2 separate regions of the Homo sapiens genome follow, and region 1 is linked to region 2. The links are chromatin loops, found by intact Hi-C in ENCODE. Cell type or tissue: heart left ventricle. All regions are shown on one strand. Each heading gives the region's core, and the rest is flanking DNA. Links, peaks and the distances in the headings are about the cores only. Region 1 has its middle 6.0 kb from the start of TMEM202. Region 2 overlaps TMEM202-AS1 (TMEM202 antisense RNA 1).

Region 1 (2,921 bases), core at 231-2,730, 70 kb before region 2:
CTGCAACCTCTGCCTCCTGGGTTCAAGCCGTTCTTTGCCTCAGCCTCCCGAATAGCTGGGATTACAGGCACCCGCCACCACGCTTGGCTAATTTTTGTATTTTTAGTAGAGATGGGGTTTCACCATGTTGGCCAAGCTGGTCTTGAACTCCTGATCTTGTGATCCACCCACCTTGGCCTTCCAAAGTGGTGGGATTACAGGTGTGAGCCACCACGCCTGGCTGGTTATTTCTATGTATGACCATCGTTTTCTTTTCTTTTCTTCTTTTCTTTCTTTTTATTTGAGACAGGGTCTTGTTCTCTCGCCCAGGCTGGAGTGCAGTGGCGCAATCACTGCTCACTGCAGCCTCGACATCCCAGGCTCAAGTGATCCTCCCACCTCAGCCTCCCAAATAGCTGAGACTATGCCTGGCTAATTTTTGTATTTTTAGCAGAGACAGGGTTTCGCCACGTTGCACAGGCTGGTCTTGAACTTCCATGTTCAAGAGATCTGCTTGCCTTGGCCCCACAAGCTGTTGGGCTTATAGGCATGAGCCATGGCGCCCAGCATATTTTCTCTCTTTCTTTCTGTTTTTTTTTTTTTTTTTTTTTTTTTTGAGATGGAGTTTCGCTCTTGTTGCCCAGGCTGGAGTACAATGGCACGATCTCAGCTCACTGCAAGCTCCGCCTCCCGGGTTCAAGTGATTCTCCTGCCTCAGCCTCCCGAGTAGCTGGGATTACAGGCAAGCGCCACCACGCCCAGCTAATTTTATATTTTTAGTAGAGACGGGGTTTCTCCATGTTGGTCAGGCTGGTCTCAAACTCCCGACCTCAGGTGATCTGCCCACCTCGGCCTCCCAAAGTGCTGGGATTACAAGCATGAGCCACCGTGCCCAGCCCAGCCCCACTATTTTCTATATACACACATTTATAATCCTTCAAAACAAAAAATCAGGGCGTGATGTAACCACTATTTTGTAAATTTTTCAGTTGATAATATATTAGGGGCGTCTTTTCATGTGCACCTATAAAGAGCTAACAGTCTATTTTTATTTCATTTTTATTATTTATCTGTTTGAGACAGGATCTCACTCTGTCACCCAGGCTGGAATGTAGTGGCATAAACACGGCTCATTGAATCCTCGACCTCCCTGGCCCAAGCAATCTTCCCACCTCAGTCCCCCCAGTAGCTGGGACCTCAGACATGCGCCACCACACCTGGCTAACTTTTTTTTTTTTTTTTTTTTTGTAGAGATGGGGTTTCACCATGTTGCCCAGGCTGGTCTTGAACTTCTGGGCTCAAGCGATTTGCCTCCAGCCTCCCAAAGTGCTGGAATTACAGGGGTGAGCCACTGTGCCAGGACTATTTTTTATTTTACCAAGTGGAGAAAAAACTAACAAGAATAGGAACAACCTGAATATTATTGATAATTTTAATGTGATAGATTTAGAATCTTATATTCTACACAAATATATTTAAAACTTTATACTTTACACATTGTTTTTATATTTTATTTATTTTTTATTTTTTTTACACATTGTCTTTAAATGCCTAAAGGACGTTTAGGAAAACTGGCTAAATGACAAATGTTACTAAATTCCAAAAGGAAAAGAGTTCTTGTAGGACATGTTATTTGACCATAATATATTAAAACTAAAAAAAAAAATCTAAACATGTGGATATATTTTTAAAATTCTAGATTATTCTTGGCTTGAGTATATAAACAAATACTCCTAGCAGTATATTAAAGAATAATGTACTATGTTCATAAATACGTTATTAGAGGAATGTAAAATTAGATAAATGTTAAGAAATGTATCAATGAAATTTTTACACTAAATAGATTAAAGAAGAAAAGCCATATTCTAGAGGCTAAGAGGGAATTTGATACAGCCATTCTAAATTTTAAAATCTTGATAAAATAGAAATGGAATGGAACTTCTTTAACACAGAAATGAATACACAAATAGACAAAGACCAATAAAGCCAGTTCCATTAAAGTCAAGAGTAATATAACGATGTCCACCACCCTTAATACTTCATGAGGACTATTCTAAAGGGTCTAATCAATGCAATATGACTTTTTTTTTTTTTTAGATGGAGGCTTGCTCTGTTGCCTAGGCTGGAATGCAGTGGTGTGGTCTTGGCTCACTACAACCTCTGCCCCCCAGGTGCAAGCGTTTCTCCTGCTTCAGCCTCCTGAGTAGCTGGGATTGCAGGTGCATGCCACCACACCCAGCTAATTTTTTTTTGTATTTTTAGTAGAGACAGGGTTTCACCATGTTGGCCAGGCTGGTCTCGAATGCCTGACCTCAAGTGATCCACCTGCCTCGGCCTCCCAAAGTGTTAGATTACAGGCATGAGCCACCGTGCCTGGCCAGTGCAATATGACATATTTTGTAAAGGGAGAAACAGAATGATCATCATTTGCAGATGATAGGATGTTTACCTAGAAAATCTAAGAGAAATTGGCCAATAGAATGATTAGAATTTAAATAATTCAGTCAAATGATCAGATAAAAGGTAAATACATTGAAAAAATAATTTATTCATTAGCAATAACAAATCAGAAAATAAAGTGAAAAAATGTGATTCAGAAAGCAAGTAGGTTAATGTATATAAAGCACCTAGCACAGTTCCTGGTAGATGGGAGGTTATAGAAATAAGCTGTAATAATCTTAGTTATTGATTTTATAGATTTTAGGGATGAAATTACTGAGACAAAAGATGCAAACATTTTTAAGCTTCTTGATTCATATATTCAAATTATTCTTTTTTTTTCTTTTTTTTTTTTTTGAGACAGAGTTTCGCTTTTGTTGCCCAGGCTGGAGTGCGATGGTGTGATCTCAGCTCACTGCAACCTCCACCTCCCAGGATCCAGCAATTCTCCTGCCTCAGCCTCCCAAGTAGCTGGAGTTACAGGCACCTGCCACCATGCCCAG
Region 2 (2,921 bases), core at 303-2,802:
CAGAATGCAGCTCCTCATAGGCTGTTAAGCCAAGGCTTTCAGTTCTTTGGTAGGAATTCAGTTCCTCACAGGTTTTTTGGTGGCTGGAGATCTCCTTTAGTTCCTTGGCATATAGGTCAGAATAATTTATTTTTGTCCTAGGGTGGGTACTTAAGCTTTGATAAAACTGATTTATAATGTCTTTATGGAGTAAAAATTAGCACAGCATTCATGTTCTTAGCTCTATATTCAAGAATAAAATAAGTGTGTATATTCTGTGAATATTCTGGTTGGTATACATTTTTGGCCTGTATGTAAATTAATATGTGGGTGACTTAAACATTCACAGAGAATTAATTATATATTGCAAAGGACAAACACATAATTCTGTTCAAGATAGGAATGTCAAGAAAACTTTAAGATGATTTTGTCTTTTAATCACATCATGGTTATAATTTCAAATGATTTTTCATTCCCTCCTTTCCTTCCCATCACACAGACTATACTGTAAATATACTCTCTGAAGTTGCACAACGTGACAAGCTTAAGCTTAGCCACACAAGTATGTGCATATACAATTATTTTATTTTTTGATCTGATGCTGACAGTGCTGTGCGTTTTACCTGAACTCAGAAAATTTAATTTCTAAATTATAATATATGGTTAGATATTTACTAAAATCCTGAAACTAGAATTTTACTCCCAATCTTAGACCTTGCAAATGGTAACTCTAGTTTAGTGTACACATTTTCAACATGGGCAATATTACTCCCCAAGAGGAAAAAATTGTTTTTTTGGGAGGGTATGAAAAAAAGTATGTTTTATATATAAAGCATAGATACACATACAGTCCATTAAAGCATATACAGTGTATCTATGGTGTTAAAATTTTACAGTGGGGTGCTGAATAGGAAAAACAGGTCTAAAAGGGTTCCATAAGGGGGCTGATAATGGAAATAAAAGTTGAGAAACATGGCCCTAGTGCTAAGCTTAACAGACAGCTGTTTGACGAACCATCTGGCATTAGATTTTTTTCCTGCATGATTTCCTGTATTAGAATATAAGCTTCTTAAGGACAGAAAATGTAATCTGATTTGTATTTTCAATAATAGCTAACACAATAGTTACGTTCAACTGCATTCAGTATATGTATATTTAATTGAATTAATATGGAGTACATCTTCCCCTACTTGCACTCATCCTATTAGCTCTATAAAATCTAAATGTAATGACCAAAATTAGTCTAGTAAAGCACAACCTATCACAATCTCCCTCACAAAAATCCTAGTAAAATAATGACAAATTTTATTCAAAGAATGGAAAATCTTCAAAGTAGCATAAGAGAAGGAGTACAGACTAGAGACAGAGAGATGAATCAGGGCTTTGATTTCCACCTCTTATCATTTGCAAGCCGAGGAGCCTTGAGCCAAGTTATGTAAAGAGAAAGTGAAAGAGGATAAAAAAGAATAAAAAAGGGACCTTTCTAGGGGAAGGGTACAAGAAGGGACAATGGCATTTCTAGCAGGTTTTTGTTTTGTTTTGAGACAGGGTCTCGCTCTGTCTCCAGGCTGGAGTGCAGTGGTGCGATCTTGGCTCACTGCAACCTCTGCCTCCCGGGTTCAAGCGATTCTTGTGCCTCAGCCCTCCCCCCGAGTAGCTGTGATTACAGGCAAGTGCCACTAGGTTTGGCTAATTTTTTGTATTTTCAGTAGAGACAGGGTTTCGCCATGTTGGCCGGGCTGGTCTCAAACTCCTAGCCTCATGTGATTCGCCTGCCTCGGCTCCCAAAGTGCTGGGATTACAAGCATGAGCCGCCGTGCCTGGCCCTAACAGTCTTATATACACCCAAAATTTCAGGCATGCTGAATTTCTGGCAGTTCCCCAAATAATGCATGGCTCAAATATGCCGTATTTCACACTTACATATTTTATATATACATTCACATTCCTCTTCCCAGAACATCATTTATTTGTCCTCCAATACTCAGCTCAGGTCACACTTTTTTTTTTTTTGGATGGAGTCTTGCTCTGTTGCCCAGGCTAGAGTGCAGTGGCACGATCCTGGCTCACTGCAAACTCTGCCTCCCAGGTTCACGCCATTCTCCTGCCTCAGCCTCCCAAGTAGCTGGGACTACAGGCGCCCGCCACCACACCTGGCTAATTTAAAAAAATATATATTTTAGTAGAGACGGGGTTTCACCGTGTTAGCCAGGATGGTCTCGATATCCTGACCTCGTGATCCGCCCACCTTGGCCTCCCAAAGTGCTGGGATTACAGGCGTGAGCCACCATGCTTGGCCAGCTCAGGCCACATTTTCCCTAGGAAGGCCTCCATGACACGCTTGTGTGCCTTCTACACTGAGTTAGATACATATATTCTTGCTTCCCTAACATTCAGATCATACTTCTACTATAGTACTTATAATTAATGGTTTACATGTCTGCTTCTCTTACTAGCCTGAGAACTTCTTGAGAGCTGAAATGGTTTTATTTATTTATCTTTTCAGACAGAGTCTCGTTCTGTTGTCCAGGCTGGAGTGCAATGGCGGGATCTCGGCTCACTGCAACCTCCGCCTCCTGGGTTCAAGTGATTCTCCTGCCTCAGCATCCTGAGCAGCTGGTTTACAGGCGCATGCCAGCACACCTGGCTAATTTTTTTTTTTTTTTTTGCATTTTTAATAGAGACAGGATTTCACCGTCTGGCCAGGCTGGTCTCAAACTCCCAACCTCAGGCGATCCGCTCGCCTCGGCCTCCCAATGTGCTGGAATTACAGACAGGCGTGAGCCACCGCGCCTGGCCTATTTATCTTCTTAACCTCAACATCTAGCACAGTGCCTGACATGTTAGTGAACAACTGACTTGTTGAATTAACTAATAAAAATACAGGCATACAAGAAGAGCACAGTAGCATTTTCAGCAATTTGACAAATGAATATTGCTTT

What was found. A loop is a pair of places that touch in the nucleus more often than their neighbours do. Peaks named below come from ENCODE experiments on the same cell type or tissue, not always from the same donor. Only the 100,000 strongest peaks of a DNase experiment are listed, where the experiment ranks them.
Region 1: it touches region 2 in a loop (2.3-fold over the local background); 7 of 110 quality-filtered maps call a loop at or near these places.

What each region holds. Positions count from the first base shown.
Region 1 is chr15:72,390,852-72,393,772 of GRCh38, forward strand. No RefSeq gene overlaps it. Among named protein-coding and RNA genes, the nearest start is that of TMEM202, 6.0 kb to the right of the region's middle. In heart left ventricle, for the core only: no CTCF peak of the experiment used is centred there; no DNase peak of the experiment used is centred there; H3K27me3 peaks cover 493 bases.
Region 2 is chr15:72,460,645-72,463,565 of GRCh38, forward strand. All of the region lies in intron 1 of TMEM202-AS1 (TMEM202 antisense RNA 1), which reads right to left. Among named protein-coding and RNA genes, the nearest start is that of TMEM202-AS1, 12 kb to the right of the region's middle. RefSeq lists an enhancer at 1,362-1,631. In heart left ventricle, for the core only: a CTCF peak has its summit at 1,645; a DNase peak (open chromatin) is centred at 1,627; H3K4me3 peaks cover 1,302 bases; H3K27ac peaks cover 1,016 bases.